Regions from separate parts of the Mus musculus genome. Here region 1 is linked to region 2. The links are chromatin loops, found by intact Hi-C in ENCODE. Cell type or tissue: left cerebral cortex. All regions are shown on one strand. Each heading gives the region's core, and the rest is flanking DNA. Links, peaks and the distances in the headings are about the cores only.

Region 1 (15,918 bases), core at 5,250-13,249, 54 kb before region 2:
CCTAACTGCAGGTCCCTTGTCACAGAAGGCCTAGGGAAAATGACCTTCTAGATGTCCTCAAGAGGCTTGTCTGAGATGAAACCCACCTCAGACAGGAGAGAGAAATACCAGGCAGGATAGACTCACCTTCTCCAGTCTACCCTCCTTCCTACCTAGGCTGACACATAAAGCTCACACATGCATATAGGGCCCTGAGGATGTGTACAAACTGGTATGGGCTAGGGACAAAGAGGTAGTTGTGTGTGTATCTGTGTCCGTGTGTGTGTGTGTGTGTGTGTGTGTGTGTGTGTGTGTGTGTGTGTAAAAGCATGTTTATAATGTGCATAAACCTTTAGGGACAGGCACAGTTAAATTCTGCCCATTAAGGATGAACTCTGTCAGCTTGCCCGTTATCTGTCATATTTAGCTCCACACCTTGGGGATCCTGCCACCCCCTGCTCTTTTCCTTTGACCAAAGCAAGCAGAAGATAGTTCCTAATAAAAGCAAAGGGAGATTTGACATAGATCTAGGCTCAGGGGATAGGTGGGGAATGGAGGCCATGATCACTGGGTTCGAGTACAAGCTAGGGACACACTTCAGCCCACTCTGTGTCTGAGAAGACCAAGAGGCTTATGTTCTGAGAGCTACGATAGTGGGGAAGATTTGAGGTGACCCTGATGTGATGCACAAAGTATCAGGGGTGGGGAGCTGTAGAGAAAAAGTACAGACACCCTCTCCCTGGGCCCCTCCCAACCCAGGCTGGAAAGGGGAGCTGGCCCTGGAAGGTCCTAGGAAGGATCTTTTCAACCTAGCTCCCACTGCACAAGCCAGCAGAGCCACCCAACAAACGTCTTCAGCTCTTGATCCCAGTGTCACCGAGGTTACAGGGAAGCTCTTCCTGATGCCTCCATTCCAACATTATCAGTTCCAAAGTATATGGAGCAATAATACCAGGTCCAAAGAAAGGAAAGTGTTTTCCCCGAGTCTTTTTATTCCTTTCCTGTTTATTTTCCCAAGGGCCTCTACATCTGGGGAAGAATTCTTGGCACGGCTCATGCTGGCAAAGACAGGCAGTCCCTGGGCCAAGTGCAGGGGAGGGGACAGAGCAAGGGTGAGTGGGTGAGCGCTGGTATCTGAGCAGTTCCCTTCCAGGACACCTCCTGCCTTTTTGTCCCGTGCTCACTGTCAGTCTCCTGGCCTCTTCAAGCCACTTCTCCACCCCCCCCCAGCCACAGTGGGAGCTGGACATGGTGGGTGGACTGTAGACCATTTATAGCAATGAAATGTTTTCCTCTTTTCTTCAAATGCTGTGTCTAACCACCCTCGTGTGTGCGTGTGTGTGTGTGTGTGTGTGTGTGTGTGTTTGTTCTTACCTCTCTCAGTATTTCTGTCTATAACAGATTTAAAGAACAAAGCCACTCAAGCCAACACAGATGTCACCTTGGGGGCCCCTTCTCAGTGTACCTCCTCAGACTGTGCACAGGAGTGTTAGGCACCGTTTGAGAACGTGGGATTTGTACAGAACCTTCCAGACCCACTGCTTAGGACTCTGGGCCATATCCTAGCATCCCTATGAAGAAGGTGGAGAGCTTTTCTTGGGGGAGGGGTGATATAAAAAGTGTTGAGCAGATTTTGGATGTCACTCCTGGCAGACCTTAAGCACTCTCCTTACAAGAGCTGAGACGATCTTCTCATCTTACAGCTAGAGAGAGCACCCCCTGCCCGCCCCCACCCACCACCCCACCACCAAGGGTTTCCAACATGCCTCAAGACCCCTGTGCTTCCTACGAACACGCACCTTTCCACAAGAGGCTAAACTCCCAGTCTCCTTCCTGCAGGTACATCACCTGGATCATGAGGGCATCCTTCTTCTGGCTCCTCCCACTTCTCCTCATCTTGGCCTCAGTGGCCCAAGGCCAACCGACAAGACCAAAACCTGGGATTAGGCGTAAACCCAAGCCGAGGCCCACACCCAGATTTCCTCAGGCCCCCGAGCCAGCAGAGCCGACAGACCTGCCTCCACCTCTTCCTCCCGGCCCTCCATCTGTCTTCCCTGACTGTCCACGGGAATGCTACTGCCCCCCTGACTTCCCGTCAGCCCTCTACTGTGACAGCCGAAACCTGCGAAGGGTCCCCGTCATCCCACCCCGAATCCATTACCTTTACTTGCAGAACAACTTCATCACTGAGCTTCCTCTGGAATCTTTCCAGAATGCCACGGGCCTGAGGTGGGTCAACCTGGACAACAACCGAATTCGCAAGGTGGACCAGAGAGTGCTGGGGAAGCTCCCCAGCCTGGCATTCCTCTACATGGAGAAGAACCAGCTGGAAGAGGTGCCATCAGCTCTGCCCCGGAACTTGGAACAGCTGAGGCTGAGCCAGAACCTCATTTCCAGGATCCCGCCCGGAGTGTTCAGCAAGCTGGAGAACCTGCTGCTCCTGGATCTGCAGCACAATCGGCTGAGCGACGGCGTCTTCAAGGCCGACACCTTCCAGGGCCTCAAAAACCTCATGCAGCTCAATCTAGCCCACAACATCCTGAGAAAGATGCCCCCCAAAGTCCCCCAAGCCATCCACCAGCTCTACCTGGATAGCAACAAGATCGAGACCATCCCCAACGGGTACTTCAAGGACTTCCCCAACCTGGCCTTCATCCGCATGAACTACAACAAACTGTCAGATCGCGGGCTCCCCAAGAACTCCTTCAACATCTCCAACTTGCTGGTGCTCCACCTGTCTCACAACAAGATCAGCAACGTGCCGGCCATCAGCAACAAGCTGGAACACCTGTACCTCAACAACAATAGCATAGAGAGTGAGTTGGGGAGGTGGGGCAAAGGGGAGAGAAGAGGTTCGGGGCAGCCACACTTTCTCAGGAACACCACTGTGAGGTAACAAGAAGCAACTACTGGGACAGTGGTATAGCAGCCGTCACCACCTCCTCCTCCTCCTCCTCTTCCTCCCCCCCTCCTCCTCTTCCTCCTCCTCCTCTTAGATAGGGTTTCTGTAGTCCTGACTGTCCTGGAACTCAATCTGTAGTCCACAGATCCACTTGCTCCTGCAGGTGCTGGATTAAAGGTGTGCACCACCACCCAGTTCAGAAATCTTTCTAATGTGCACATAAGACCTTACATTCTGCCGGGCGGTGGTGGCGCACGCCTTTAATCCCAGCACTTGGGAGGCAGGGGCAAGCAGATTTCTGAGTTTGAGGCCAGCCTGGTCTACAAAGTGAGTTCCAGGACAGCCCCTGTCTCGAAAAAAAAAAAACAAAAAAAAACAAACCAAACAAACAAACAAAAGACCTTACATTGTGTCCTTAGCATTGAAGACAAGGAAAAAGAAACCCCACTAGTTTTGACTGTGGCCTCACTATTTTCTGCGTCTGAGTAACCTTGAAAAGATACTAGACCCATATGGAATGTCTCCTTACCTGTAAAATGAGGGTGGCAGTATCTTCTAACACAGAATCAGTAGGATGACTTAATCGTGTATGGATGGAGTGCGCTGAACATCATGCTTGAAAGGCATGAGGTTTTCTTTCTCTATCCCCTCTCATCAGCATCAGCTTCTCTGGCCACTGGACCTGTAGATCAGACAGACACAGAAATACTGCTAGCTGTTCTCCTAACAGTAGAACAGAGATACAAAGTGCTACGTCCTGGGCCTGGCCTGCCCGCTGCAAAAGAAGCCAGCAGCAGTCATGACAAAGGCCTTCCCAGATCTGAGCCTTGGCTTTTAGAAAGTCTGTGACGGGGAATCAGAGGCAGCTACATAGTCAGGGTATAAAACAGCTAAAAACTGTTTTCTGATTCTATTGGAAGATTGTAATGTTCAGCTAGGACAGTTTCCACAAGGAACACTCACAGAGTCCCGAGTTTGATGTGCCAACTGTAGCCCAGAGCATGAGGCTCAGTCCTCTTCAGGCAAGTGTCAGGCCAGACATGGCAGTACACATGTGTAACCCTGGCGCTTGAGGAGTGGAGGCAGGAGACTCAGAAGTTCAAAGCAGGCTTGGACTCCATGAGACAAAACAAAACAAACAACAACAAAACTCTGTCAACTGGGCATGGTGCCTGTAATTCCGACTCTGGGAAGAATGAAGCAAGAAGATTGGGAGTTCAAGGTCAGCCTAGGAAGTAAAATCGCCTCTGAGAGCATTGCCAGAAAGGCTCAGAGAAAGACGCTATTGTTCAGTTGTTTAGTCCTCGAATAAACCATTCCTGTAGGAAATGACCCCTCCATGATCATCCCCAACTGAAATCATTTTACAACTGAATAGATTGGCTCTGAAAATTAGATGATTACAATCATACCTGCTCTGGAAATCAGGTGACCTACAGTCATACTTTCCCAGAGTCACCCTGTCCAGAGAATAGGATAGACAATGGAGCCCACACACTCTTGGCTCTCATCCCCTTTCTCCTCTCCCGTGCTGCCAGTTCCTCTGTGGCTGACTTCTCTCCCTTTTTCCTCCACAGAAATCAACGGGACCCAGATTTGCCCCAACAACCTAGTGGCCTTCCATGACTTCTCCTCGGATCTGGAAAACGTGCCCCACCTGCGCTACCTGCGGCTGGATGGAAATTTTCTGAAGCCTCCCATCCCACTGGACCTCATGATGTGCTTCCGCCTCCTGCAGTCCGTGGTCATCTAGGCTGTGCCCAGAGCTGGACCTCCTCTGACAGCACTTGAAGGCTGGTGGCCCAAGCTCTGGGGTCCACTGTTTTTATCTGTCTCCCTCTCTCGCTCCCAGCCCTGCCCTTCCTCTCGTCCCTTCGTGAGGATGGTAAATACTGTATAACCTGCTCCGGCTCTAAAGCAAGATTCCCCACCCAGCCCAAAGACACCCTGCCAGCCAAGACCTCTGCTCTTCTTTGGTCTCCCTTTGCTTCAGAAACACAGGTGTACGCCAACAGACATATCCCCTCTCTTCCCCCACACCACGAGTCTCTCATGGGTAAGGCTGGGCCATGGACTGACATCTTATTTTAGTCTTAGCCGAGTCAGAAGCAGAAGTCATTCCAGAGGTGAACCCTGGAAAGTTCCTCCATTGAGAACTCCCCCATTTGGGTAACTGTCTCAAGAAGGCCGACAAATCCAGGTCTCCTAGGCCTGAGATCCCTTCCAAAGCTGTCCTCTGCCACTGTTTCCTGACACCAGACAGATGTCACCCTGTTCCCTACTGTCTCGAGTTCTTCAGAAAGGAAGTGTGGGGGATGACTAAGGTGGGGTGGAGGGTCAGGGTTTCCCCACAACTTCCAGCCTTTCCTCCGCTTCCCATCTCCCTCCTTTGGGGCAAACACAGTACACACCCTCTTGGCTGGGCCTCAGAAAGGAACAGCCAGGGACAAAGTGGTGCAAGGAACTAGACTTTGGCTAATAGGAGGGTAGCTGTGGGGTCAGAGCCCAAAACTGGGCCTATGTGGATGTCGCCAAGCCCTGCAATCTCCCTTACCCAAACTTGACAATGGAGGGCCAAGAGGCATCACACCACTTCATCTGCTCTCTATTATGTGTGAGACTCAGTCGAGTCATCCCACCCCAAGGGCAGTTCTTGAGAAACAGAGGAAGAGGTGGAGCACCTGGGAATCTCCCAGAAGCCTCTTCCATACTGGGGATTAGCCTCTACCTCTAAGGCCGACTCATCAGCGACATCTGGTGGCTGGTGGCATGATACTGCAATTCCCTGATTCCCTAGGGGAAGAGGGCCATGGGCTTTCTCCTACTGGGTCTGAAGGAAAGGGCAGAGGCTGGGGGTTCATTCCTATCAGGAGTGATTGTGAATGAGAAGTCTTTGAGAGTCTAAGGGAAGCTAGTTTGACAGAGGCCTTGCCAGGGCTCATTTTGCTCTCGGCTTCCACATCTGTAAACTGAGTCCCTCCCAGAGCTCCTGTTTGTGCACCCTCTTCTAGAGCACACCTAGCGCAGGACAAGTGGCATCACCCATTCTCCCTCTGCAGTTAATTTATTCCCTGCATAGAGTGTCCCTCCCCCGCAGACTTGCTACCCTCCTTTCCTAGCCCAGGTGAGCAGCTTGGCGGGTTTCCAAGAACCTGGGCTCCCTGCCTTTCTCTTCTTCCCTTCTCCTCCCTCACCGGAAGGCTGCCTTTGCCCTGCCACACTTGCCTGGGTGGAGAAGGATGTGGAGATGAATGTTCTAGAAGTGAGTGAGGCACAGGACCAATTCTCCTTAGGCTGGGGGAGTCTCTGGAGGCTTTTTCCTCTCCCCAAGATGGTGTCACACAACTGTTTTAAAACATTGGATTAGGCTGGGCCCTATAGTCCAGAAACCCCATTTATATTCCCCATCACCTTTCTCGCATTGAAAATAGAGCCCACTTCACACAACCTCTTTTCCCTGCTGTGCAACTTCCTCACCCTAGTTGCAGCTGGTTTCTCCAAGGCTCCTGCTTAAGTCAATGTATCATTACGGCTGAAAGCAACCTGGTGCTACAGCCTGGACAAGCCCCTTCTGCACCTATGACAACCTGCAACTTTTGCCCCTTTCAGGAGGCCCACAGGGATCACAGCTCCTGTGGCTGCTAGGGATGGGGGCAGGCACTGATCCTGCAAACCTGAACTAGCATCCCACCATCAGCATCCCATTATCCAACCGTGGACCTTGCCAGCTTCCTCCACTGCTCTCTGCAGCCATCAGCTAGAGGGACAAGAGTTAAACTGGCTTTACAGGAAACACACACAGTGCTGGTTACCTTGAGGTTTAGAAAGCCCCTCCTCACACAAGTTTATTCAATCAGTGCCATTAGCATTTATACATGCAGGTGCATGTGTGTGCATATGTGTGTGCATATGTGTGTGCGCGTGCATGCGCCAGCTCTCACCCTGTACATCTTATCTATTCTCCAAAAGACCATGTTAACTCTGATACAGCGTCCGCATTCCAGCAAGCTTCACAGCAGAGGAAATAAAGTCATATGGAAAACACCCAGCACAAAGCTGACTGTGTGAATGAGTCAAAGGCAGCAGGACTACTTAAAGCCGTCTTTTCTCCAGCTCCCTACTGCTCGCTGAGAAGATAGGGAGAGAGAAAAAAAAATTTGTCTTAAAAGGTGTGTTTTAAATTTGTGTGTATGAGCACTTAGCCTGCATGTATGTATGTGCACCACATGTGTGCTTGGTGACCACAGAGGTTAGAAGTTGGCACTGGATCCCCTAGAACTGGAGTGATGAGTGGTTGAGAGCCTCTGTGTGTGTGCTGAGAACCAAATCCCAGTCCTCTAAATGAATGAGTAAGTAATGAATGCTCCTAGCTTCTGAGTCATGGCTTCAAGCCCCCCAAATACCTTATTAAGAAACTCCTAGCAGCCAGGGGTGGTGGCTGCCATCCCAGCACTCAGATGGCAAAGACAGGCAAACCTCTAGGAGTTTGAGACCAGTCAAGGCTACATAGTAAGATCTTGTTTCAGAAAGGAAGGAAGGAAGGAAGGAAGGAAGGAAGGAAGGAAGAAGGAAAGAAAGAAAGAAAGAAAGAAAGAAAGAAAGAAAGAAAGAAAGAAAGAAAGAAAGAAAGAAGAAAAAAGGGAAGGGAAGGAAAAGAAAGAAGAAAAAAACTTCTAAAAGAAATGTCGCAAAGCCTCTTCTTAGACAATATCCTCAAAACTCATAACCTTCATGTAAAAAATAAAAAAGTATCCCTAAAGTCAGTCCAGAAATCTAATAGCTCCACTTGAAATCAAAGCAGCCATGTTCTTTGAAACCACCAATGTCAAACTGTGGAGGGTTTCTCAGTGCGCAGCACCAAGGCACTGCAGGAAGAGTCATCTTTTCTAACTAATTGGAGAAATACAGGGTGCACAGGAAGTGCCCAGGGCAAGCAGCCAAGGACTAAATCATCTGGAAAGATCTACAGGCCACGCACAAGTTCAAAAGGACAAGAGTAGTTGCCAGGGCTCTCTTTAGAGGGGATTTGGCTACCGAGGGGGATTCTCAACCCGCCTAACCTAGGCTGTCTTGTGGAGGATGAAAACTAACAGATGCCCTCGGCCAGCCCTACCTGCCTGGTGTGTGCCAGGCAGGCCCCAGGAAGGAATTCAAAGCTGGAGGATGCATACCCCATGCCATTGGGGAATTAATTTCTTGATAAGAGGGTGGGGTGTATGCACGAATTCTTTTCTCTTAGTTGTAATGATGTTAACTGTATGCAACTCAGCCTGGGAAGTCTCGCGTGAGCCGGCTCTGAAGAATGAAAGCGTATGACTTGGAAGGAGAGGAGATACGAATCGGTAGCTAGCTAGGCTGGAGTCCACATCGGAGTGGATGGGGGTTCCCAGTTTTCAGCTGCGAATACCAAAAGGCAGGCGGGTCTCTGAACTTTTCTGCCCTCCTCTCTCACTGCCCACAACAGGGCAGCAGCAGGGTCAACTGGCCAGACTTCTGTGTCCACATGGCCTGTTGCCTCTAGCTCACCAGTAACACCTCGTGTCTCTGTTAAAGGGCAGCGCTTGGCAGGCTCGTGGATCAGGGGCTGTGCCCGCCCGCCTGCCGCTTCCCACACAGGTCCACGTTCCCATCCACCAATGCCCCCGAAATCCATGGGAACGACCGACCGCAAGCTTGTGAAGGCGGGAATAGAAGCTGGGAGAAAGTGTAGGATGAGAGCCTGCCTGCATCGCAGGGTTTGCCTGGGGGGGCGGGGGGGCGGGGGGCGGGGAGTGCGTGGGAGCAGGCGCAGGCGCTGTGCAGGGCTGGCTGCGCAGCCTGGGATTGCGGGGGCGGACGCTCAGGCGAGATGGCGCGACTGGGGCGGGGTGGGGTGGGAGAGGAGCGGCGGGAGTGTGAAGGGGGGTGTGTCACCGAGAGCAGGGAGAAGTGTGAGAGCAGGTGGCAGGGGGAAATGAATGAACAGTCTCATCTATATTCCTTGTAGGGATAAATTGCGTGGAGTTGGGAGGGGGCCACGGTCTCGGCTGTCTGTGGGGCCCGAGGGTCTCTGGAAGAACAGAATGAAGGGGTAGGGCCAGCCAAATGTGCCATCTGCTTCGAGGGCGTCCTCTTGGCTTGTGACTTTTATCTCCTTCCACCCAGCCGAGTTTCTGAAGCTGTCAGTTCCCAGATGGGGGATCTCCGAGACAAAACAGCCTTGTTCTGGCAGGCGGCCTCTTCTGGCTGCCGGAATCCCCTTCCCACAGCAGCTGAGGAGTCCTCGGGGTCTATTAGGTCTGCCCACTCACCTGGCATCGCAAGCTGGGGGTGGGTTCTGCTAAGGCCATCTGTTCTGAGGGTAGAGTCACTGTGTTCTCAGGATTCCTGAGATGAAGTTGTAAGAAGGTGAGCCTTGTGAACTCAGAATCTAACACTCAAAATGTAGTGCTCGGCTAGGCCTGGGTGACCTTGGACCAATCGTTTCTCTTTTGCCCTCTGTTTCGTCCTGTATCGGTGGTCTTCAGAGGGCCTCCCTGCTGGGATTCAGGGTGTGACCAGAGGAAAGGAGGAGGGGGTGGAGAGCATCTGAGAAGAGCCTGGGCAGCGGAATCCGGATGACATTCGCCAGCCCCTACCCTCTTCTGGGGATATCTGAGGCACATCCCAAAGAAAGATGGGGCCCATGGAAAGTCAGAGTTGGGAGAGAAGTGTTAGGTTCCAGGCCAGAGGCTATGCACAATGACAATGTCTTGGGTGTTTGTAAGCCAATGTCCCACTCCTGTCCTTGTCCTTTCTTCCTACGGGAGTTAGAGAACTTCCTGTCTTGTTGTTGGTGACCACTGCTTGTGAGCTTGAAGTTAGTCTTTACATCTTACCCGACTCCCTGTCTCCTGCTGTACCACCACAGTGCTCTAGGGATAGGGCTGAGTGGGGTGCCCCAGTTCAAGCTCTTTTTTTCTTTGGATTCCATCTATGAAGTCCAGTGTCGTTATTTCTGAGGGAGTGGAGGTGGGGTGGGGTGGGGGATGGGGATGGGGACAGGGACAGCAAGCTCCATCCATCCAAGAAACCTCAGCTTGGATGAGTCTTCTGGAATCTAACTGACCAACCCTCAAAGATCAGAGAAGAAGGTGTAGCGGCCATGAGTGTGTGTGTGTGTGTGTGTGTGTGTGTGTGTGTGTGTTCACCCCCACACAAAGAATTCCTGTTCATTAAGTGAAGAAATGAGATTAGGGACCCCTGAGGAAAAAGGAAGGGAAACAGCAGGGCACTTGAAAGAATGGGGAATCTAATTAGACACATGCATCCCTGGCCAACCACTCGTCCTCTCCCTGGCCAATAGATGAGGGGGTGTCTAGCTGTCCCCTGCTCTGACAGGCAGTCATCATCTCCACCAGAAGCTCCCTGGAAGCTGCTGAGCCAGACGGAACCAAAAGCATCTAAAAGGTAAGGTCCAAGGTTGGAGGCCTCATGCCCACTGGCACAAAAGCAAAGGGATGGAGTCGGGGCTGTGGCAGGAACTGGGCAGAGAATGGCAAGAGTACAAGGCTCTGATCAAAGAAGCTGCGAGGGGCTTCCGGGTGGTCAGTAAACTGCCTTGGGGGTGGTCTTGAAGAGCATAGATTTCAGTTTGGAGTGGGAATAGGGAACAGAGAGATACGACCTCTTACTACTGCTGGGGACTTACCATTCAGCCCGGCTGAGATTAGGAAGAAACCTGCGCAGGCGGCTTTGGGAGGGCTGTGTAATCAGCTGCAGATGGATGGCTACGATGCTGCAGGCACTTCCGTATCCACAGCACACTCAGCCCTCCACCTGCCTGCACAGATGTGAGTGACCTGCAGACGACGTCTGTGCTCATACGCCTGCACACCATGTCCTCCCAGGAACCCAAGTGCAGACACATATGTATACAGATAGCTGCCGAGCTTTCTGATGGCAAAACACTGCAGAACCTCATACCAACCCTCTGCTTTCCACAACGTGTTTCTAAAATGCTGCATTTCTAAGGCGATGTTACCAGCCAACGTCCTTCTTTTACATTGTATGTTAAGTTCTAAGACTTTGTCTCCAAAGTGACTGGTTGTTCCTACAAAGGACTGGACCTCATTCCTTTCTGCACCTCCAGAGAGAGGAATATCCGGGGACTACAACTTAATAAACGTCCCATGGATGTTTAAGTGACTGAAGGACCGAGTGGCCTTAGAGTAGCCACAAGTAGGGTTAGGGAGAGAGCTCAGTCGGTAGCAGGCTTGTCTAACATGCTTGAAGCTCTGTGCTAGATACCCAGCATTTCATACACCAGGCATGATAGTGCACACCTGTAATCCCAGCCCATGGGAGGTAGAGGCAGGAGGATCAAAAGTTCAAAGTCCTTCTCCACTACATAAGTTTGAAGCCAACCTAGGGTACATGAGAGCCTATCTCACAAAAAAAAAGAAAAAGAAAAAAGGAAACAAAAGTCTCTCTCTCTCTCTCTCTCTCTCTCTCTCTCTCTCTCTCTCTCTCTCTCGTTTTTTTGAGACAGGGTTTCTCTGTATAGCCCTGGCTGTCCTGGAACTCACTTTGTAGACCAGGCTGGCCTCGAATTCAGAATTCTGCCCGCCTCTGCCTCCCAAGTACTGGGATCAAAGGAATGCGCTACCATGCCCAGCCAAAAGTCTCTTTAATGTAGTTTTTCTAAGGCTATTTTGTTGTTGTTATTGCTGCTACTGTTTTTGTTTTGTTTTGTTTTTTGTTTTGATGAGAGGGGGGGGGGTTTCTCCTGAATATGTGGTTGTTTCTTAGAGAATATTGGTGCAAATGCACCAGTGCCCAGCAGGTGAGTAAACATGGGACTCTGGTATGCACGTCTGTGGTGAAATGAGTAAGCCAGCCTGTGGAAGCTGTCCACAGGAGCCCGAGTGATGGATCACCACACTGTGAGGCGCAGTGGGAATGATGGCTAAAGATACCTCCAGATACAGACCGGACTTTAAAGAGTGTGAGATGAGGATGCTGAGTGAGCTTGTGTGTCAGAGGGCAAGAGTGAGCAAGTATGCAGGTTGGAGGCTGCCTAACTTGGTGAGCCATTCTTACAAGCCAAGCTAAAATAACGGCCCTTCTGCCCTCTACCCACAGGATGTACCTCAGAGGGATTCAGCCATTCCCACTCCTACCCCTCCCTCAGAACCTCATGAAGTTCCTGGCTTTCCTGAGTCTGTTGAGCTTGGTGCTGCAGAAGGCAGAGACAGCTTCTCTCCTAGGGGAGAGAGAAAGAGAAGAGCAGAGCCCTGAGGAAGGTGACACTTACGCGTCCCTGTATGTGGGGAACCATACCCTGAGCATAGAGGACTACAACGAGGTCATTGATCTCAGCAACTATGAAGAACTGGCAGACTATGGAGACCAGATCCCTGAGGTGAGGGGACAGAGATGATTTGGAATCCCTGCAAGAAACGGGATTAGGGACCAGATCCCTTTTCACCTGCCCTATAATACAAACCTCTCCCAACACTTTTACTATATGATATTAATTTGCGTTTGCGTGTGCGTGTGTGCGCGCGTGTGTGTGTGTGTGTATGTGTGCCTGTGTGTATGTGTGTGTGTCTCTGTGTGTGTGTCTGTCTGTCTGTGGGTGTGGGTGTGTATGTGTGTGTGCCTGTGTGTATGTGTGTGTGTCTGTGTGTGGGTGTGTTATACATGTGCATGTTCAGGAAAGAAAGAGGACAGACAACCTTAGATCTTTCCCTGGAGCTAGTCATCTCACTTTGTTGAAGGCAGTGCCTCTCACTGGCCTGGAGCTTGTCAAGAAGGCTAGGCTAGCCGGCCAATGAGCCTCCCCATCTCCAAGATTATGAGCCTTAATCAAAGACCATGGCAAAGCAAACTATAGTGAATTCTGGGGACCAAACTCATGCCCTCCTCTCACAAAGCAACTGCATTACAACAGTGCTATCTTCCCAGGCAGGCATAAGGTACAAATTCTTATCCCTCCTGAGGAACTTGTCACTTACAGGCCACTACAAGAGAGGACACTAGCCACCGATATCTTACTCCATGTGGCACACTTGGTAGGACCACTCCCAGGAGGAGTCCTCATGGGGTCCTCCCCATGAGCCACGACATGGGGTGAGGGTCAGCAGTGTCTCCATGTTCTCCCTAAAAAAAGGGAAATGCTAGCTTGTGAACTTGTAGTCTGTCTTCCAGTCTGAAGTCCTCCCAGATCTCCTGTCCTCTGCAGAGACTAACTATGTGTGGCATGGTCCATCTGCGATGTGACAAGGGTCTGGGTAGAGAAAGGGAGTAGTGCCAACCTATACAATGGAGAGGACGGAATGAACACCAGCCTGGATGACCAGAGATCCAGACTTCAGCTCTATGTTGGGAACTTCTGAGCCCCCTTCCTCTTTTGACCTTAATGTCTTCATCTGTGTATGGAGTCGCTCAATGCTCTGCTCGATAAGGCCCCTTCCTTGCTCCATCTTTATATCTCCCTCCCTCCACTTATTCCTCTGCAAGAGTTTAAACTGGGTAATTGAGGTTTCCAGGGGTCATGGTTAAGTCCTTCTCAGGCATAGACCGGTCTGTGGTGTGCTTTGTGCTGTATCTCCAGGCTAAAATAAGCAATCTGACTCTTCCAACAAGAACTAGTCCCACTAGCACTGTGGCTCAGAAGACATTGTCACCAAACCTCACGATGGCCGTACCTACCACCACTGGCCTACTAAACTCCCAGAGCAGTCATGGTAAGTGCGTGCAATCAGAAGATCACAGTATTCATAGGTCACGCATGGGCCAAGCAACCTTAAGCTAGCACCAGGCAGTTCTACAGTGGGGTGTGGTGAGGGCTAAGGCCAGGGGGTCCTGGGTCTGGGTTGTCTTCTGAGAGCAGGAAAAGAAGGAGAGGTTGTCATGGTAAAACCAAGCACCACCACCATAAAGGGGGAGTGGCCGGCTGTCCCTGATACTTTTGTATAAATATTATGCACAAGTTGAGTGGGACGCAAAGCAAGCAAGCAAGCACTCCTACACCTTAGCGAAGCCACCCTACCTTAATTAACAGCATCACTTGGGGGAACAGTTTGAGTGGTAATTAGATTAGAGATGATTAAAAGCCTAGAGAGGAGAATAAGTAACTGTGGCTGTCACTTGGCATGGGAGCAAATGAAGCAGAGACACTAGCTTCAGTTTCAAATTCCCCCTTGTTAGCACCCCTCAGCCCCTCCCCCAATGCCTTCCTCCTTCCCTTGAGACTGGGATGCAGCACCCCTGACTCTGATCAAAAGCCTGGGACCCAGGAGGAATGAAGCTTATTCAGGAATTGCTGGTGCTCGGTGTCCTGTTCTCCTCTAGGATATTCGCCAGCATGGACCTGGGCTACTGAAGTGGGGATGGCCATGGGAAGTCCATTCTCATAGCTATAGTCTCAGACCTGAAGAGACCATAAAGGGTCTCAGTCACACCTGCCTTTCTTAGCCTTGGAAGAAGAAGGGCACAGAGCCTCGGTCCCCTGCCCTGGCTTGTCCCTCCTGCTGCTTCATTTTCTGGACTGTGAACTTTCTTCTGGTGCCTTTTGGATACAAGCCTCCCTCTAAGTCATCTCTGAGCTCTTGTGATAGCCAGGGACACTAACATTGGTCAGCTGTCTGAATTTCTTGACCATTGGGTGCAGAGAGAGCACTCGGGACAGAGAAGAGGCCAGGGCTGTTCTCCAGTGTAAAATCAGGATACTGATGACATCCCAAGAGGGAACAGATGCTAAGCAGGCACGGTCCGTTCTACCTTAGCTCTGCTATGCTTCCTGAATCCACATAGAACATGGCCAGCTCCTCTTCCAAAGACAGAGACAGCAACGATTGACCACTCCATATAATTCTAGCTTTTTCCATCTACACTGTACCTTTTGACACTAGAGAAGAGTCCTCTGGAAAAGAGATAGACAGAGGTCCTAGAAAGAGCCACATAAACTCAGAACTTAAAAGGATCAGGGTCTGATGAAAGCACCAAGGAGCCTTGCATTGAGTGATAGTTAGGTGAATCCTCTTTTAAGCCAGGACTGAGAGCAACTATGAGTGTTGCCTGGGTGCATTGTGTTGGGTGATTCTGGGGGGAGAAAACCATCCATCTAAGGGCCACAGATGCCCATGGCTTAGACATCCACTGAGGCAAAGATCACTGGCCACAGAAGCCTGAAGAGAGTCTGACCAGAGCTTTCCCTCTGTTCTGTCTTCTACTCGGCCAGGCCTGCCTACCTGCCTGGTCTGTGTGTGCCTTGGCTCTTCTGTCTACTGTGATGATGCAGACCTGGAGAACATCCCTCCTCTTCCCCAGATGACCACCTACCTATATGCTCGCTTCAACCACATCAGCCACATCCAGGCTGGAGACTTCAAAGGGCTGAGTGAGTTAGGCTTCGAGACAGGGTGATGGCAAGGCAGAGAGGACTGCCAGGGTACAGACACGAGCTCCTGGCTGTCAAAGGGACAGAGGCCCCAATTCTTCCAGTTCCTTTCCTTTAAGATTTTAAAATGGCAGGCAGAAGTAGCCAGTTCTTCTCATGAAAGATCTGGGGCACAGGAAAAGGAAGGTCTGTTCGAGGCAACATTTCCAAAAGGTTCCAGCATTGTTGGCCTCTGGGACAGACCTCCCTCCTGGCCTCCCACAGTTGGCCTCTGGGTTAGACTCCCCTAAGCTTCTTCTCTATGGCCCTGATGCCTTTAACAAGCTTTTTACTATTTCTTTGATTTGCTACTTCCTAGCATATTCTCTGTTTGAGGTGGAAGGCAGGAGCTGGCCTCCAGCTTCTACCTCACATTGTTGATAGCCTTTTGGGTCCTCCATGTAAAGTAAGCTGTGCAGGAGTGTGTAGGTGGGGTAGCAGGGTGAATGCAGCAATTCCTGAACTTATTGATTATTGTCCTTGGAGAAGGGGGTGGGAATTAGGGGGTGGAAACGAGTCTTTTAAGGTAGGTTAACTACCATAGAACCAAAGCTCTCGAGAAAGTTATTGTGGAATGCCATGTTTTTTCTAAAAGGAGATCTGATTTGGCCTCATTTCTTGTGGTCTGGACTTG
Region 2 (15,918 bases), core at 2,631-10,630:
GGCCTCCTTAGAAGGCCCCAAGTGGGCTTCCTACTGGAGAGTCTTCTGTTCTTCTGGTGCGCATGTGCGTTCCCAGGCAGGCCTCGCCCCTTTTCAGGACAGTTGCGGGTGGGCAAGTGTGTAGCTCGAAGGTATGGGGAGAGCTTCCAATGAGCTGCTTAAAAGGGGTCCCGGGCACAAAGGAGATCAACTTGAGTTCAGGCTGCTGACCCTAAGCCGGCCAAGTCGTTCATTAACTTACCTCAAACTCCACTGGGCTTTTGCTGGGCTGGGGATCATGCAGGGAAGGTGACACAAGGCAGTGACTGTCTCAAACCCGGAGAAAAATGAGATGGAATAGCTTCCACCAGCACAGTGAAACAAAGAGTTGCAACTTGCATTGCTTTGATCTCAGCCCTTGGGCAGAAAAGAACGTAAGTTTGTGGAAGCTGAGAAAACGCGGTCAACGGCAGGCCTGGAGAAGAGCTGGAATTAGGATTCTGAGCGCCACTGGCCGGTCAGAACCGGCTTCCTCTCTGTGCTCTGCTTCGGCCTACAGGTTTTTCTTGCCATAAAGATTAGCTCTGTCTGGTTTGGTGATATACTCCTAGGACCCCAGACTTGGGAGGCTGAGGCAAGAGAATCCCGAGTTCTAAACTAGCCTGACCTATGCTGTAAGAGCTTTTAAAGAAATGTTTAAAAAATAATAATAAAAGAAAAAGAAAAGTGAGAAAGACTAGTTCTGCTTATATGTGGGAAATGCAGGCGGCAACTCCAGGGCCTAAGAGCACTCATTTCTTTCTTCCTGCTTGAAAAAAAAAAACCCATGGAGCTCCCTTGGTTGTGGGCGCCTTTGTTGGGTCAATCTTGTAGTAAATTATCTGCCTTCTAGAGAAGCCATGTACTCAATGGGAGGATAAAGAGACACCAGAACAAAGACAGACAGATGCCTTCAAGGTCAAACAAAGGAACGCCTCCCCTCTTCCGTAGGGTAGCCAGATGCCTGATATGTGGTCGTGACGTGCTCAGCATTATACATTCACACTTATCTGTATTCAAATGTGCCTGGCTTGCCTGCATTTTATTTACTCAATTTGGCAGGCCTCTTCCTGGGGCTCTAATAAGGCAGATTGGTCTGGCTTCTGGATTGCTTGATAGCAACATGGCTCACTGTTAGGAGAGTGGCTAAAACCTCTGGCTGGTTTACCGGACTGTACGCCCTTAGGGCTAACATAAGCCATAACAGGGGCTTTGCCAGAAAGCCACCACTTTACACAGGGACAACATGTAAATGGTGCCCAAAGATGTATGGGGAGTCTGATGTGGTTCCTGGGGGATTCTCAGAATGGAAAGAAGCCTAGGCCCCCATGCAGGCTATCCACAACCTCATGCAAGTGACATCAGGGTTCCTGCATGCTACCTACAATCCAAACCCTGCTCTCGCCTCCTGGAGAAAGAATGTCATTATCTGAGGAAAACCCTTCAGCCTGCTCTAAGTTATTAGTTATATAAATCCTGCTCAGAATTATCCTGTCAGAATTCAGAGTAGTGAACGTCGGTAAAACAAGAGCTACCCTCCTTCCAGAACCAGGTGCCCCCCATCCCACCTTCAGCGACTCAGCTCCGGTGGCCACACCTTCATGCCTCCCCCCTTCTTTTCCATCCTTGCTCAGAGGCAGCCTTTTGGGCTCCCCTCTCCCCCCTCCCCCGAGTAAATCTCTTGAGTGAGGTTGTTTTACATGGCGAGGTCTTTGAGGCATTCTTTGGCATTCGCAGTGGGGGTGGGGGGTGAGTGATGGAGGGCACCCTAACATTAAGAATCAGAGAACAAGACCACTACGTGTATGTGTGGAACTGTTGAATAATTTTTAAAAATCTAAATGAATAAGCAAGTAAGCAAATGTTACTTTGACTTCCATGCTCTGCCAAAGTAACATTTCCGACTGGGAGAGAAGGGTGGGGACTGATCTATCACAGAGTCCACTGCCACACCCACCAGGCAGTCACCACCAATCCCACCTTGCATGAGTGATTGTATCGCCTGCCATTTCTACTAGGTCAAGGTGAGTGGGGCCGTGTTACCTCCGGTTTGTTCAAGAGTGTGGGTCCTTTGTATACTGGAAAGCAACAAGTCTTGGGGGAAGGTGTTGAGTCTTAGCCCTAGCAACCTCACCTGACCTCCGTTGAGATCAGTGAAGAGAGAGGAGATAGGAGGTCCGGATGTCTAGGCTCAGAAGAGTCATCTTGCTCATGAAACCCAAGTCCCACATAAAGCTGGCTGACATGGTAAGATCTCTGTCCCTACAGTTGTGTCCTCTGCTCAGTGAGGTAGATATTCCAATGATGTTGCACACCTCCTATCCTAATGCTCCGGAGGCTGAGGCAGGAGGAGACCTGTCTGGGCCTCATGACAATACCCTGTCTCAAAAGCAAGCAAGCAAGCAAGCAAGCAAGCAAGCAAACAAACAAACAAAACAAGACAGGCATCTGGTTGCTGTCATGGTAACAGGCTGAACTAGGATAGAGGCACACCCCTTCTCAGCCACGTCTCAGGAGAAGCAGCTCAGGACTCAGTTTGGCAGTTCCACAGTCATAGCGACCCAAGCTCAGCCAGTCTTGTCAGCCTGCTACCCTCAATGTGTGCATTCTCTCTTGAGGCCTCAGATGCCTGCTCCTGCCGTCACGGACAGGTCTAGACAGGGAGAGCAGAAGTCTATGTCTTTCTCTCAAAGATGCTGCCCAGAAGTGATACCCATTTCTTCCTTCCTCCCATTTCCGTGGGCTAGAGAAGGCCGAAGCTTTGCACAGGAAGCCAGGAGAAGCAGGCTTGGACTAGGGAATCAGGTGTCTCCTTAAGATTCTGCTTCATGGCTAAAGGAAGAAGAAATGGCCAAGCCATGAAGCTCAGTAGTACAGTGCTTGCCTAGCGGATTCCCAGATTGGTCTTGAACTCACCACACTCCACCTGCATCAGCTCTCTGAGTGGTGGGATCACAGATGTGCACCCCCATGCCTAGCTTTGCCTCAGACTTGGATGCTGAACTCCAAGGTGCCTTCCCTCTTTCTGCCAGCCTTTGGACAGGACCGCAGTTCAGCTGGCTTCTGTCCAGCCTCCTTCCTTCTATCCCTTCCACGTGCAACTTCTGGAATAGGCCCCTGTCCCTAACATATCTCTGGAGAATCCAGGTCCTCAAAATGCTAACCTGGACTTAACCTTGGAAACAGACACTCTGCGTGGACTCTGCTGTCTATGACCAATAGACTCTACCAACTGGCCCAGCAGGCCCCTCAACGATACAGGTCTCCCTCTCAACTGTACAAGTTCCTGCCTCTTCTGACCCTCTGCCAAGGAACCCCCCACCCCCGCGTGCCAGCCCCCCAGAGATAGCAAGGAGGGTACAGTAGGCTTGGCCTCAGCATCCACAAGGAGGCAGCCAGCCTGAGGAAACAAGTCACTTCTCTTTGACCTTCCCTTCCAGCTTGGCTCACCTGGGACATTAACCATGTCACCCCTACACATTCCTTTTCAAAGCCACCCCTCCTCCCTTGCCCAGTCTCTCTCCACCATTTCTCTGCCCCAGGCAGGCCTGACACCAACTAAAGAACCCTACCCCCCAGTTTCTGGCTGGGACCAGAAAGGGCTGGGTAACCCTGGGCCTTCCCGGTAACCCACAGATCAAGGACTAAGTAGTAGCCTGGTTCTGCTTTGATGAGTTGACGCCACTTTTTCCAATCACGAGGGCAGGTAGAGGCCAAATTTTCATCTGGAAGAAAAGAGAAAACCAGGGTGGGGGGTGGGGGCTGGGGGTGGGGTTGGAGGATAAGGAGTGGTCCCAAAGGCCAGGATACCTCCTGCCATGTTTGGTTTGAACTGGTGGATGACTTAAGGAAGAGCAGATTTCAAAGCCATTTTTTCTTTAGAGAAAATCCATGCAGAAAGGAGAAGTGTCTTTAAAACAGGAACCAGGTTCACGACGGGGAGAGAGAGGTTGGGGAGAGTTATAAAGGAATCAACGTCCAGCAGCACCTGCCCCACCGCCAACGAATGCCCGCAGCAGCTCAACCCCCAAGTCCCATGACCCTGCCTGACCCAGGGTGGCAGTCCCTATGCCTTCTGCTCTTGCTGCGGCTGCCCACTGGGTCAGTGTTAGGTCTGTGACTGGAGGTCCCAGCAGGAGAGAACCTCCCATCGCTGTGACTCAGTAGACAGGGATCCCGGGCGTCCACAAGGGATTTACATGCATTTGCCTAAGTTATGCATCAGCACAGACTCATGCTCTATATTTAGTCATAAGGGAATACGTCATCCTTTTTCAAACTGAAATGGTATAGTCAGAGGTCTCCTCTTCAATTTTGATGCACCCATAGCTATAAGGAGGGAGATACAATAATCTGAACAATTGAACAAACCCTAGGGCATCCCAAAGAAACGTTCCCTCTCCCTTTCTCCCACTGGTGAAATTTCACAGCCAACAACTTTACCAGGTGAGAAAGAACCCGGGTGAGAGAGTTCTCAGGAATTAACCACTAAGCCTGCTGCGTTTGCTGTGAAAAGCAGGGTGGCCACAGGATACAGACGACAACTCGGCCGAGAAAATCAGGCTGCAAAAAATTAGCTTCTTCCCTTTCCTCTCTGGCCCCTTTATTTGCAGCTTGCAAGTTGCCTGCAGGTGGGCGATTCTGGATGCAGGGCACTTTGTAGGGTCAGGGGTCACTAATGAGTCATTCATCACCACAGGCCTTAAAGTGCTGATAACAACAGCAGTGTGATCAAGTCCTAACAGGGTAAGAAGGCAGAATCAGGTAGGGCACTGTGGGAACACAGAGAGGCAGAGTCTTACCCCAGAGAGTAGGTGTAGGGGCTGAGTATTTCCAGAAAAAAAAAAAAAAAAAGTAAAGGAACTCTTGAAGAATAAGGAGTGGGTGGTGCCCAGGGCTTTTAAGCAGGGGGAAAGGCATGAGCAAGGATGGAGGCTTGAAATAGCACATGGCAGAAACAAGCCTGGCCACCCAGGCGGCGCCGGCTACCAAGGAGAACCTCGAGCATCCACCTCGGGCTTGACATCATCCTCAAGCGGTTTTAAGCTAACAGAGGTTTGGTCCTTTTGAGCATGCTGTCTCTGATTCTTCTTCGTAGGGCTGGCTGGCTGGAAGCCAGCGAGGAGGCTGTTGCAAGCATCCAGAAAAGCGAAGCATGCAAGTCAGGACCAGGAGAAAGAAGAGAAGCAGAGCTCAAAAAAAAAAAAAAAAAAAAAAAAAAAAAAGCAAACAAACAAACCCTAGAAGGTGAATCGGGGTTGGACCAGCTGAGTGGGTGGGAACCAGAGACATGGGAGGGTCCGGGCTACCTCCGAGGTGCACGCTGATGTTTTGTTTTGTTTTTGTTGTGTTTTGTTTTGTTTTTCTGTCAGAGGACTGAAAGCCAGGGAGGAGGAGGCTACCAGGGAAACAGAGGGAAGGGCAGGTTTTGTTTTTTTTTTTTTTTTTAACAGCCAAATAGAGCTGTTAGGCGCCACTCAGGCTGAGAAGCGCCGGGATTGGTGGTTCCGCAGCTCCAGCTGCTTTCAAACGCAGGCAGCATCCTGCAGCCTCCAGAGGACTTAATTCAATTCAACAAATGCTATTGAGCACCTACTCCTAACAGGGGAAGGGAAGCGAGAGGTCCGACAATTATTGACTACTTAAACTGTGTTAGCAGAGTGTTAAGTGCATTTATAGGTCAGCTCATCTCCAGCCACAGTTGCCTCAAGAACGCGCCATTTACCTGCAGGGATCTGAGAGAGTGAGCGTCATTGTATCCTGGTGTGAAGGGTAGTGGCAGTTCGAAGGTTCCCTCTCTCTAAGGGGAGTTGTTGCACAACGAAATCAGAAGGTTGCAAGTGACTGGTGTACAATTATTTTTAAGCAACACTGGGAGTGCTTTGGCTTCCTTAACTAGAAAGCTCACAAGTCAGCCGATGCCAGGCTCAGCTCCAGCCAGCACTCTAGTGTGCTGACATTTCTCCCACTTGCTCATAAATGAGTAAGTCCTTCAGCTCCTTAACTAAAGCTCATCTTGGCTCCTAGAGAAGGCTGTGTGGATTGACGGCTTTGGAATCCCACAGCCTGGGTTCAAATCTCGGCTCCAGGAACCTTCTTGGGTGGGTGGTGTTAAAGCTCATTGCTTAACCCTTTCTTCTCCTGCTTGGTTTTCTTCATCCCTGGGTTGGAGTCAATCACTTGTCTCAGTCAAACACAGGAACCTTGGGATTCATTCTTGGAGGCCCAGGGGAAGTTCCTCACCTTGTAAAGTGGGGAGAGGAATCTCACATTCTCACCTTAGAACTTACTCTCTGGTGTTATGCAAACCTGGGAATGGGATGCAGGCCTCAGCCCCCCACGTCCCCTTCTGTGAAGTGGCTACAATAGTCAGCTCACTTCAGAGGGCCTCTGTGGTGAATAAACCAGAGCCTCCACACAATGTGTTTCTAACGGAGTCTAGCCCAAAGTCAGCATCCCAGCATGTCAACTATAATTCTATCTCTGCTCTTTTTAGAGTGAGCTTTCTTCTCTTCCGTAGTATAGCCCTTCCTCCGGGTAGAGAGAGATGGACAGAGGACTCCCTTGTTATAATATCCTTATAGCTTCCAGACCCCAGAAGACTGTTCTCTGTCCGTGAAAGTCTCAACTCTCCAAGCAGACTGGTCAGTTCTAGATAGGTAAGTGCTTGTCCCTGCAGCCCTTTCTGAAGTCAGAGGATGGAGAATTCTCACTAGCCAGCCTCATCTACAGTCCCACTCTGTGGGGATGGGGGCAAGACACCACAATTTATAGCTCTATTTGGGCCATAGAGAAGTTGGAGGATTCCTTAAAGAGGAGATGCCGCTGGGTATGATGGCACAGACCTGCAAATCCCAGCTACTCAGGAGACTGAGGCAGGGGATCCAGAATTCCAGGACAGCCTGGGACATATAGCAAGGCTCTGTCTCCAAGTGAGGCTGGGTTAGGGATGCTGTGAAGATGGAATAACACATGCTCACCACTCTGTTTGAAAACACAGAACAGGGAGTGAGGAAGGTAGAGCCTCCTCTCTGTGGAAATGTACATCGAAGAGAAGATGAGGACATCTACCTTGGCCAGCAGCTACAGTGGGAGCCTGTGAGTCACATCTGACTCGGGATTACTGCAACTGCTGTGAAGCTGGTCTGTGGGGCATGGTGAAGATCACACAGACCCATTCACCATGACCAGCTATGTTGGGGAGAAAAGGAGCTGCTGGCCCAACCGAAGAGGGTATGTGCTGGCTAGTTTTTATGTCAACCTGAGACAACATAGAGTCATTTGGGAAGAAAGAACTTTAGTTGAGAAAATGCCCTTACCAAGATGCTCTGTAGACAAGCCTATGGGACATTTTCTTGATTAATGACAAATGTGAGTGGGCCCATCCTACACTGGTTGTTGCCATTCCCTGAGTGGACCAGTCCTAGATAAGAAAGCACACCCAGCTGCTGGCACATGCCTTTAATGCCAGCATGTGGGAGGCAGAGGCAGGCGAATCTCTGAATTAGAGGCTAGCCTTGTCTACAGTAGAAGTTCCAGGTCAGCTAAGGCTGAGACAGAGAAACCCTGTCTTGTAAACCAAACCAACCCCCCAACTCCCACCCCCAACCCCCCCCCCAAAATAAAACAACTCAAAACAAAGCCTGGAGAACAAACCAGTGAGCAGCCCTCCTCCTGGCCTCTGCCTGGATTTCCTGAACTACAACAAGCACTAAGATGAAATAAACTCTTTCCTCACCAAGTTGCTTTTTAATCACAGCAATAGAGACACTAACTAAGAATAAAATCAGAGCCAGAAAGTAGACTGTGACTGTTTGGAGGAGGGTTGTGGAAGGACTTTGGAATTCGGTCTAGAAAATCCACTGAGTACTCCGAGCTTAGTGAGCTACTGTGGGAACTGAGGAGATAATGCTAAGGTAAGAGCAAGGCAGATGGTAGAGCCCTGGCTTGTGGAGTTTCAAGGGGCTGCAGGGGCTTCTGGAGTGACATTTTGAATTACAATACCATGGTTCTAGTCAGCTGAGGCTGAAAATCAGCTGTGATTAACAAGAGACCAGAGCCATTAACGTGAAACCTTTGCTTTGTTGGAACAGTTGATGCTGGCCAGCTGCGGCTGGTTAAGAAGAGATCAGCATCACTGCGGTCCATGAAGTGGGTCCATGAAGCCGCCAGCATGAAGTGCACCTCATGCTGGCAGCTGAATTTGGTGGTGTAAGAGTCACCCACGTGGTACTGGTTTTGAAGGCATGAAAGGATCATGGAGAACAGCTTAGCCTTGGCACTGCGTGGCAGGGCTGGAGTCCCAGAGAGAGCCCAAGTGAGGCTACTGATGAAGAGGAAGGCCAGTTGTAGTGGAGACCCAGGCATTTTAGAGATGCCAGTACCTTGTTGGATCAGGCCTGAGCCTATAAGACAAGCTGTATGTGTGTATGACTGCTGCCAAGACCCTTTGGGACTCAGAGAGTCATGAATGGGTCCCAGACACCAAGCACTGAACTTTATACATTGTTGACTGCTGGGTTTGCTTTGATTTCGTTATGACTATGTTATGATTTTTTTTCCTTCTTAGAATAAGAAAGTATGTAACTCATTTTTGATCTTACAGGAGGCCATAGTTGAGAGACTTTGAACTTTTGAAGAGACTTTGGATAATTTAGAGAGGCTTTTGAGCTTTGGAAGAGACTCTGGGTGTTTTAAGAGATAGGACCTTTAAAGCTTGAATTTTTAAAGACTATGAACCTTTTAAAAGTTGGATTGTGGAGCTGCAGAAATGGCTCAGCTGCTCTTACAGAGAACCTACATGGTAGCTCACAACTGCTTGTAACTCCAGTTCCAGGGGCCTTGATGCCCTCTTCTGACCTCCAGTGACCTCTGAACAGACATGGTGCACATACATACACTCAAGTGCGTGCGCACGTGCGCGCGCGCACACACACACACACACACACACACACACACAGACACACACACAGTGGTAGTTTGAATATGTTGAATATGCTTGGCCCAAGGATTGGCACTATTAGGAGGCATGGCCTTGTTGAGGAAGTATGTCACTGTGAGTGTGGGCTTTCAGACCCTCATCCTAGCTGCCAGAGGACTGACTAATCCTGGCTTCTTATGGATGAAGATGTAGAACTCTCAGCTCCTCCTGCACCATGCCTGCCTAGACGCTGCCATATTTCCTGCCTTGATGATAATGGACTGAACTTCTGAACCTGTCAGTCAGCCCCAATTAAATGTTGTCCTTTATAAGAGTTGCCTTGGTCATGGTGTCTGTTCACAGCAGTAAAAGCCAAACCAAGACAATAAATCACCTTTTAAATTTGGAATGTTTTATATTGTGGTGTTAATATTAATATGAGATCTTAAGAGTCAACAAGAAAGGAGAGGTTGTAGTTTAACAGTGATGTGCTTGTGTGTCAAGTTGACAAAGGGTCAATTCTGCCAGCTGCTTTTAATGTCATCTTAACATAAGTTAGAGTCATTTGGAAAGAAAGAATTCCAGCTGAGAAAATGCTCCCACCAAATTGGCCTGTGGTGCATTCTTGATTAATGATTGATGTGGGTGGACCCATACCACAGTGGGCAATGCTATTCCTGGGTGGGTGGTTCTGGTGGGTGAAGCCATGGAGAGCAAGCTAGTGAGCAGTCCTCCTTTGTAGTCTCTTCTTCAGTTCCTGCCTCCAGGTTCCTGACTCCAGTTCCCAGACTGACTTCGTAGGCTACAAGTTAGAAGACGAAACAAACCTTTCCTCCCCAAGAGGCTTTTGGTCATGGTGTTCCACCGCAGCAATAGAAACCTTAGCTAAGACAGGCTTTTATAAAACATAATCTGCAGAAGGAAGCGAGCGCAACAGCACACTCAAAATGCAGGTTGAAGTGAAGGAGTGTCCAGTAATTGTCCCAGAAAATGAGCAGTGATGGATAGATATTGAATTATCAAGACTGGGAGCAAGGTACTTACAGAGCTGAGGAGCACCATGAGTCAGATGCTGACACCACTTACGAGTCCTGCAGTTGGGAGAACTGTCATCCAGGAAGGGACAAGCCAGCAGCGTAAGCAGGCAACCTGATGGCAAAAGAAATCTAAAGAAAGCCCCTTCGTCCTTGATCTCCCAAACCCTCCAGAGACTTCTGCATGACTCGTGTGAACTCCAGTCCATCTAAGCCACGTGAAGCTGACTTTCTAAAAGAAGTTTTAATCTATGATGAATATGCAACCCTCCCCAACATGTCTTCGCTCCTGCCCTTACGCAGCATTGGTTAGACCAGGGACGGTGGTGAGCGTCTTTTAACATGTGTCTTCCAGCACATTTAACATTTACTGAGTATTGGGCTGAGTTCTGAAGACTTGCTTCCTGACCTGGATGAACTCGGTGTGTGGTGCAAACGAGCTTTCTGTTTATAATTGTTGGCCACTGCAAGTTTTCCACTATGGAGAAAAAATATAATAATAACTGAGTTTTTGTTTTTGTTTCTCCAGCCTTGGGAATGTTAGACATGCATTTGAGCCACTAAACAATATCCCAAGCCTAATTGATGCCCCCGGCCTGAGATAAGTTTTTAAATGTTTTTGAGACACGGTTTTATTTATCCCAGACTTGCCTAGAACTTGCGGGAGCAGAGGATGCTGAGCTCCTGACTCTCCTGACTCCATCTACCAGCGGTAGGATCTCAAGTGCAAGCCACTCTCCCTGGCTTTGTGCAAGGCTGGGGCTATGAATGTGGAACTTAGCACAGAGCCAGCTGAACTAGAAGGTTTTAGGTCGGTTGGTTTTCTTGGAACAGAGTCTTGTAATGTAGCCCAGGCCTTGAACTCAGAATCTCCCAGTTCTGTATTTCTGTGCTCAGATTCAGGCACACCCACCACACTCTGCTCACAAACCAGCGCCTAAAGAAGACAGGCTTATTGTCACAGTTTAGAGGGTTTCTGTTGCGTCTGTGGCAGTGTAGTGCACCGTGACAGAAACACAGGGTAGACAAGTTCACTTCATAAAGCCAGGATTAAAAAAGAGGAGGGGAGACAGGGATCCAATTTCCCTTTTGCAGGGACATTCCCAATAACTAACATCCTTACATTAGGTTCCAGCTCTTAAAGGTTCTACTGTCCCCTCCCCACCACCAGTGCTACGCCTGGGGACCAAGTCCTAAACGCATGCCTTCAAGGTCTGGGCTGTAACTGAATGTGGTGGTCCACACCTGTAACCCTAGTCCCTCAGGAGGCTGGAGCAGAAGGACTAAGAGTTTGAGATCATCCTGGTCAACTGGGCAAAATTTCCACTCAAAATAAAATTAACAAGGGCTAGAAAAACTCCATGACCACAGCAGCTCTTATAAAAGAAAGCATTTAATTGGGACTTGCTTACCGTTTCAGAGGTTTTGTCCATTTTCATGATGGTGGAGCACACATGCAGGCAGACATGGTGCTGGAAAAGTAGCTAAGAGTTCTGCATCTGGATATGGAAGCCACAGGAAAAAAGAAGAGACTCTGGGCCTGGTGTAGGCCTTTGGAACCTCAAAGCCCACCCCCAGTGACACACCTCCTCCAACAAGGCCACACCTCCTAACCCTTTTCAAATAGTGCTTCTCCCTCTTGACTAAACATTCAAATATATAGGCCTATATAAGGGAACCATTCTTTTTTTTTTTTAAGATTTATTTATTATTATATCTAAGTACACTGTAGCTGTCTTCAGATGCACCAGAAGAGAGCGTCAGATCTCATTACGGATGGTTGTGAGCCACCATGTGGTTGCTGGGATTTGAACTCAGGACCTTCAGAAGAGCAGTCAGTGCTCTTACTCAGTGAGCCATCTCTCCAGTCCAAGGGATCCATTCTTATTCAAGCAACTACAACTGGTAGGGGGAAGTGGAGCCCTTAGTGTTACCTTTATCTGATGATTTAGTTCAGCAGTCTTTGGAACTGGTTTTCAGGATAAGTTTTGGGACAACGTAAAGAACCAGACCAGAAAAAAACCTTGAACACTGTATGCAGAGCTCAGTGGGTGATGAACTCAGAAGACCAGAATGCAGTCAAGACTGGGCTCGAGTGGTTTCAGATGCTCAGGGGGACTCTGTTGGTTTGGGTCTAGAGACCATTTGTGTAGCACAGTAGCAGAGAACGTGGCTACGTTCAGCCACTGAGACTGTGAGGGGAACTGAGTTTAAAGGCGAGAGACTAGTCTGACAAAGATTTCAAGAGTGGTATAGGTACTGCTGGCTATTTTTAGCCAGGCTTATTGTAAGAATTGGTTTAGGTACTGCTGGGCTGAAGAGATGGCTCAGCAGATAAGAGCACTGGCTGTTCTTCCAAAGGTCCTGAGTTCAATTCTCAGCAACCACTTGGTGGCTCACAATCATCTACAATGGAATCTGGTACCCTCTTCTGTCATGTAGGCATGCATGCAATTAGAGCACTTAAACAAACAAACAAATAATTAAATAAATAAGAATTGGGAAGCCGGGCATGATGGCACATGCCTTTAATCCCAGTCCAGGCCAGCCTGGACTACAGAGTGACTTCCAGGACAGCCAGGGCTGTACAGAGAAACCCTGTCTTGAAACTCCCACATCCCCACCCACACACCCCCAAAAAAGAATTGGGAGGAAAAAAAAAGAATGAAAGGACTTGAAAAAAAAACTTGTACTTTGAGCAGTGTGGTGGTTTGAATGTGCTTGTCCCAGGGAGTGGCAATTATTAAGAGGTGTGGCCTTGTTAGAGTGGGTGTGGCCTTGTTGGAGGAAATGTGTCACTGTGGGCTTGAGCAACGAGACCCTTCCCCTAACCACATAAGAGCCAGTCTGTGTGGCTAGTAGCCTTCAGATGAAGAAGATGAGAACTCTCAACACTCCTGTACCATGCCTGCCTGGATGCTGCCATCCTTCTGCCTCAATGATAATGATCTGAACTTCTGAACCTGTAAGTCCACCCCAAGTAAATGTTGTTCTTATAAAAGTAGCCTTGGTCATGGTGTCTGTTCACAGCAAAAAAAAAAAAAAAAAAAAAAAAAAAAAAAAAAAACCCTAAAATGGGGTGTGTTAAATACTGTAGACAAAAAAGGGTACAGTTATTAAAGAGATCAGTGTCCCTATAAAGAAGTACATCATACTGGGGCCACCGGGGTGATACCGTGAGGATGCTTCAAGAACTAGCCAGATCCCATCTGTATTTTTTGTTGCTGTAATAAAATACCATGACCAAAAGCAACTAATGAGTTAAGCAAGAGTTTATTTTGCCTTACGGATCCAGAGAGCAAGAGTCTGTAATAGCAGTGGAGATGGCACGGCAGCTGGGACATGAAGCTGTCTGACCACAGTCGTCATCCACACAGGAAGTAGAGAGAGCAAGTGGGAGATGGGGCCAGGCTAGAAGCCCTCAAAGCCCACATCTAGTGACACTGAAAGATTCCATACCCTCCCCCAGACATCACCAACTGGGGACCACGTGTTCAAATACAAGACCCTATAGGGGTATTTCTCATTTAAACCACAACACCATCCTTCTCAGGGCATAAAATTATAAACCAAAGACTTTCCCTTCAGAAGGTGGTACCTCAGGGACCCTAGGAGCTTGTTTCCCCAGGATTCATTTCTCATCATGATCGGCCCTCCAGGCCCTCGGGGATGCATGGGGGAGGGGAACGTTACAGCCCCCCTCCCCCATCAGATCCTGGCATCATCCAGGCAGTGCTCATTTTGAAGGCAATTAGAACGTAAGAGTTGTGGAGTCACAGAAGATTGCACTCAGGTTTCAAAGGAAAGCCTAGAGAAACAGGTAATGTGTACCTGTATCTGATTCCCAGGGAGACAGCCCCTGAGGTGGCGTGGGGAGTTGTGAAAGTACGTATGAGGATGAAATGGGGACTCCAGGGTACCAGATACATCAGCACTGTGGGACACTTTCCAAGGAAAGCCAAGGCAGCAATCAGAGTCAGCCCAACAGACAGCAGGGTGGGCTGCTACTGGCCATAGGAATGAAGACGTCCCCGCCCATCGGAGCTCACACTGTGCATATTACTCTGGTCTGCTGTGGTTTTGGTCTTACTTTGGTCCTATCTCCTCCTTTCTGTGTTCCCATTTCTCCCTTTCAGAACTGGAATGTGGGCTGGGAGGTGGTTCTGTGGGTAAAGTCCTTACCATGCACGTGTGGGGCCTGGAGTTCGCATCCCCAGAACCCACATAAAAGCTGGGCAGGTGGAGCAGCTGCCTAAAGTGCAGGAGGCAGAGGCAGAACATCCCTGGGGCCAGGTTGGCTGGCTGAACTAGCTGGGCTTATGGAGCTCTGTGTTCAGTAAGAGAGCCTGCCTCAAGGGACACCCACACATGTGCATGCAATAATATATACAATGCATGCACACCACACATACATATACAAAAACAAGCAAAAGACTGTTAACCTTTTGAGTGTTGAAAATGTGGGACCTGAGTTTTTAATTCTTCAGGGACTCAAAGCTAAGGGTTTGTCTTGACTTTCAGAGACTTTGAAATTAAACTATTTATTATTATTATTATTATTATTATTATTATTATTATTATTAATTTGTGAGAGGGTTTCTCTGTATAGTGCTGGCTATCCTGGAACTTGCTCTTGGACCAGGCTGCCCTTGAACTCAGAGATCCACCTGCCCCTGCCTCCTGAGTGTGGGGCTTAAAGATATGTGCTGCCTGAAATAAAATTAAACCTTGAGCAATGTTAGAACTATTGAGACCTTAGGGAGCAACTGAGCGCATTTCGCATTATAAGACAAGCCTTGGCCTTTTGGAGGCCAAGAGTGTCGAGTTATGGAATGGGCATGACTCTCAAACAGGGTCTGAAAATGTGAGTCAGAAAAGTCTTCCCTCCCTTTCATTTTTTCCTCAGGAATTTGTCAACAATGAAAATCACATATAACACATAAAATTCATATCACAGAGCCTAGCAAAAATATCTCTTGCTTGCCTGTCAGACGTAGGTGAAACCCATGGAGTTTTTTGTTGATTTGTGTTTTCTTTTTTGTAGTGCCAGGGTTCTAATTCCTTTGCGCATACTGGAGAAGTATCCCACCACAGAGCTCCATCCCCACCTCTGGGTGGAATCCATGGCTGGAGAGGACATATAATATTCAGAGTCTGGACCTCATTCTGGACTGGGGAACACCACTCCACCCCCCTCTTTCACTTTCTGCTCCTCAGTCTGTGTTTCAAGCTCCTCTGTCTTCATTCACCCTTGAGCAGTGCCTGGCCAGAACAGGTTTTGATCACCAGAGCCCTAAACTCTATAACCTTAGTGAGCAGACAGATTAAGATGGGCTGAGAGCTGTTCAAACCTTCCATTGCCCCCTCCACTACTTGTCACCCTTATTTCTAAAAGAAAAATCGAAGCATGCCGTGCTAGGGCCCTTTTGCTTTAAAATGCCAACAGGAGGTGAACACAGTAGGGACTCCCCGCTAACTCCAACTTCTCCCTGCTGCCCCGCTGCTGGTAACGGGAACCTGAAAGCAATTCATCACAGTAATGACAGCTGATGCCAGACACCCGGTGACTGATGGCCACGCTACCTGAAGCACGTCTGCCCAGCTCTCTCTTTCACTAGAGTAATTATTCGGGGTTGGTGGAGATGGGGGTGGCTAACTCAACTTTGCACCTGCCCTGAGGCAGGAGAATCAAAAAGAGACAGAAACTAATGGCTGCAAGAGCTCATAGAGAAGATGGGAAATCTGTCCGTTTAGAAAGGCAGCTCACCCCTGCATTTCTAATGGACTCTGGCATACCCTCTCTGGGAAAAAAAAAAATCTGGAAAGGCGGATCGATGCCAGGTGAGCTGTGTGGAAGCAGCAAGTCAAGAAGAGGCTTTTCCATGCCCACTGCCCTGGCAGACCAAGAGGAAGGACACGGGACTGCAGCAAGATGGATGGAGGTGA

What was found. A loop is a pair of places that touch in the nucleus more often than their neighbours do. Peaks named below come from ENCODE experiments on the same cell type or tissue, not always from the same donor. Only the 100,000 strongest peaks of a DNase experiment are listed, where the experiment ranks them.
Region 1: it touches region 2 in a loop (4-fold over the local background); 10 of 42 quality-filtered maps call a loop at or near these places.

The regions. Positions count from the first base shown.
Region 1 is chr1:133,901,322-133,917,239 of GRCm38, reverse strand. It overlaps Optc (opticin), which reads left to right and starts at 10,067. Exons shown (of 7, transcript NM_054076.3): 1 at 10,067-10,309; 2 at 11,984-12,263; 3 at 13,458-13,590; 4 at 15,087-15,245. The coding sequence starts at 10,206. Prelp (proline arginine-rich end leucine-rich repeat) reads left to right here. Exons shown (of 3, transcript NM_054077.4): 2 at 1,819-2,795; 3 at 4,459-6,936. The coding sequence starts at 1,835. The coding sequence ends at 4,634. In left cerebral cortex, for the core only: a CTCF peak has its summit at 5,646 (motif pointing left); DNase peaks (open chromatin) are centred at 7,861, 8,225, 8,944, 10,752 and 2 more places; H3K4me3 peaks cover 851 bases; H3K27ac peaks cover 1,702 bases.
Region 2 is chr1:133,844,533-133,860,450 of GRCm38, reverse strand. It overlaps Gm41954 (a long non-coding RNA gene), which reads left to right and starts at 15,263. Exons shown (of 3, transcript XR_878538.2): 1 at 15,263-15,914. It overlaps Gm31515 (a long non-coding RNA gene), which reads right to left and starts at 754. Exons shown (of 3, transcript XR_878539.1): 1 at 242-754. In left cerebral cortex, for the core only: no CTCF peak of the experiment used is centred there; DNase peaks (open chromatin) are centred at 5,007, 5,571, 5,950, 7,069 and 2 more places; H3K4me3 peaks cover 983 bases; H3K27ac peaks cover 2,607 bases.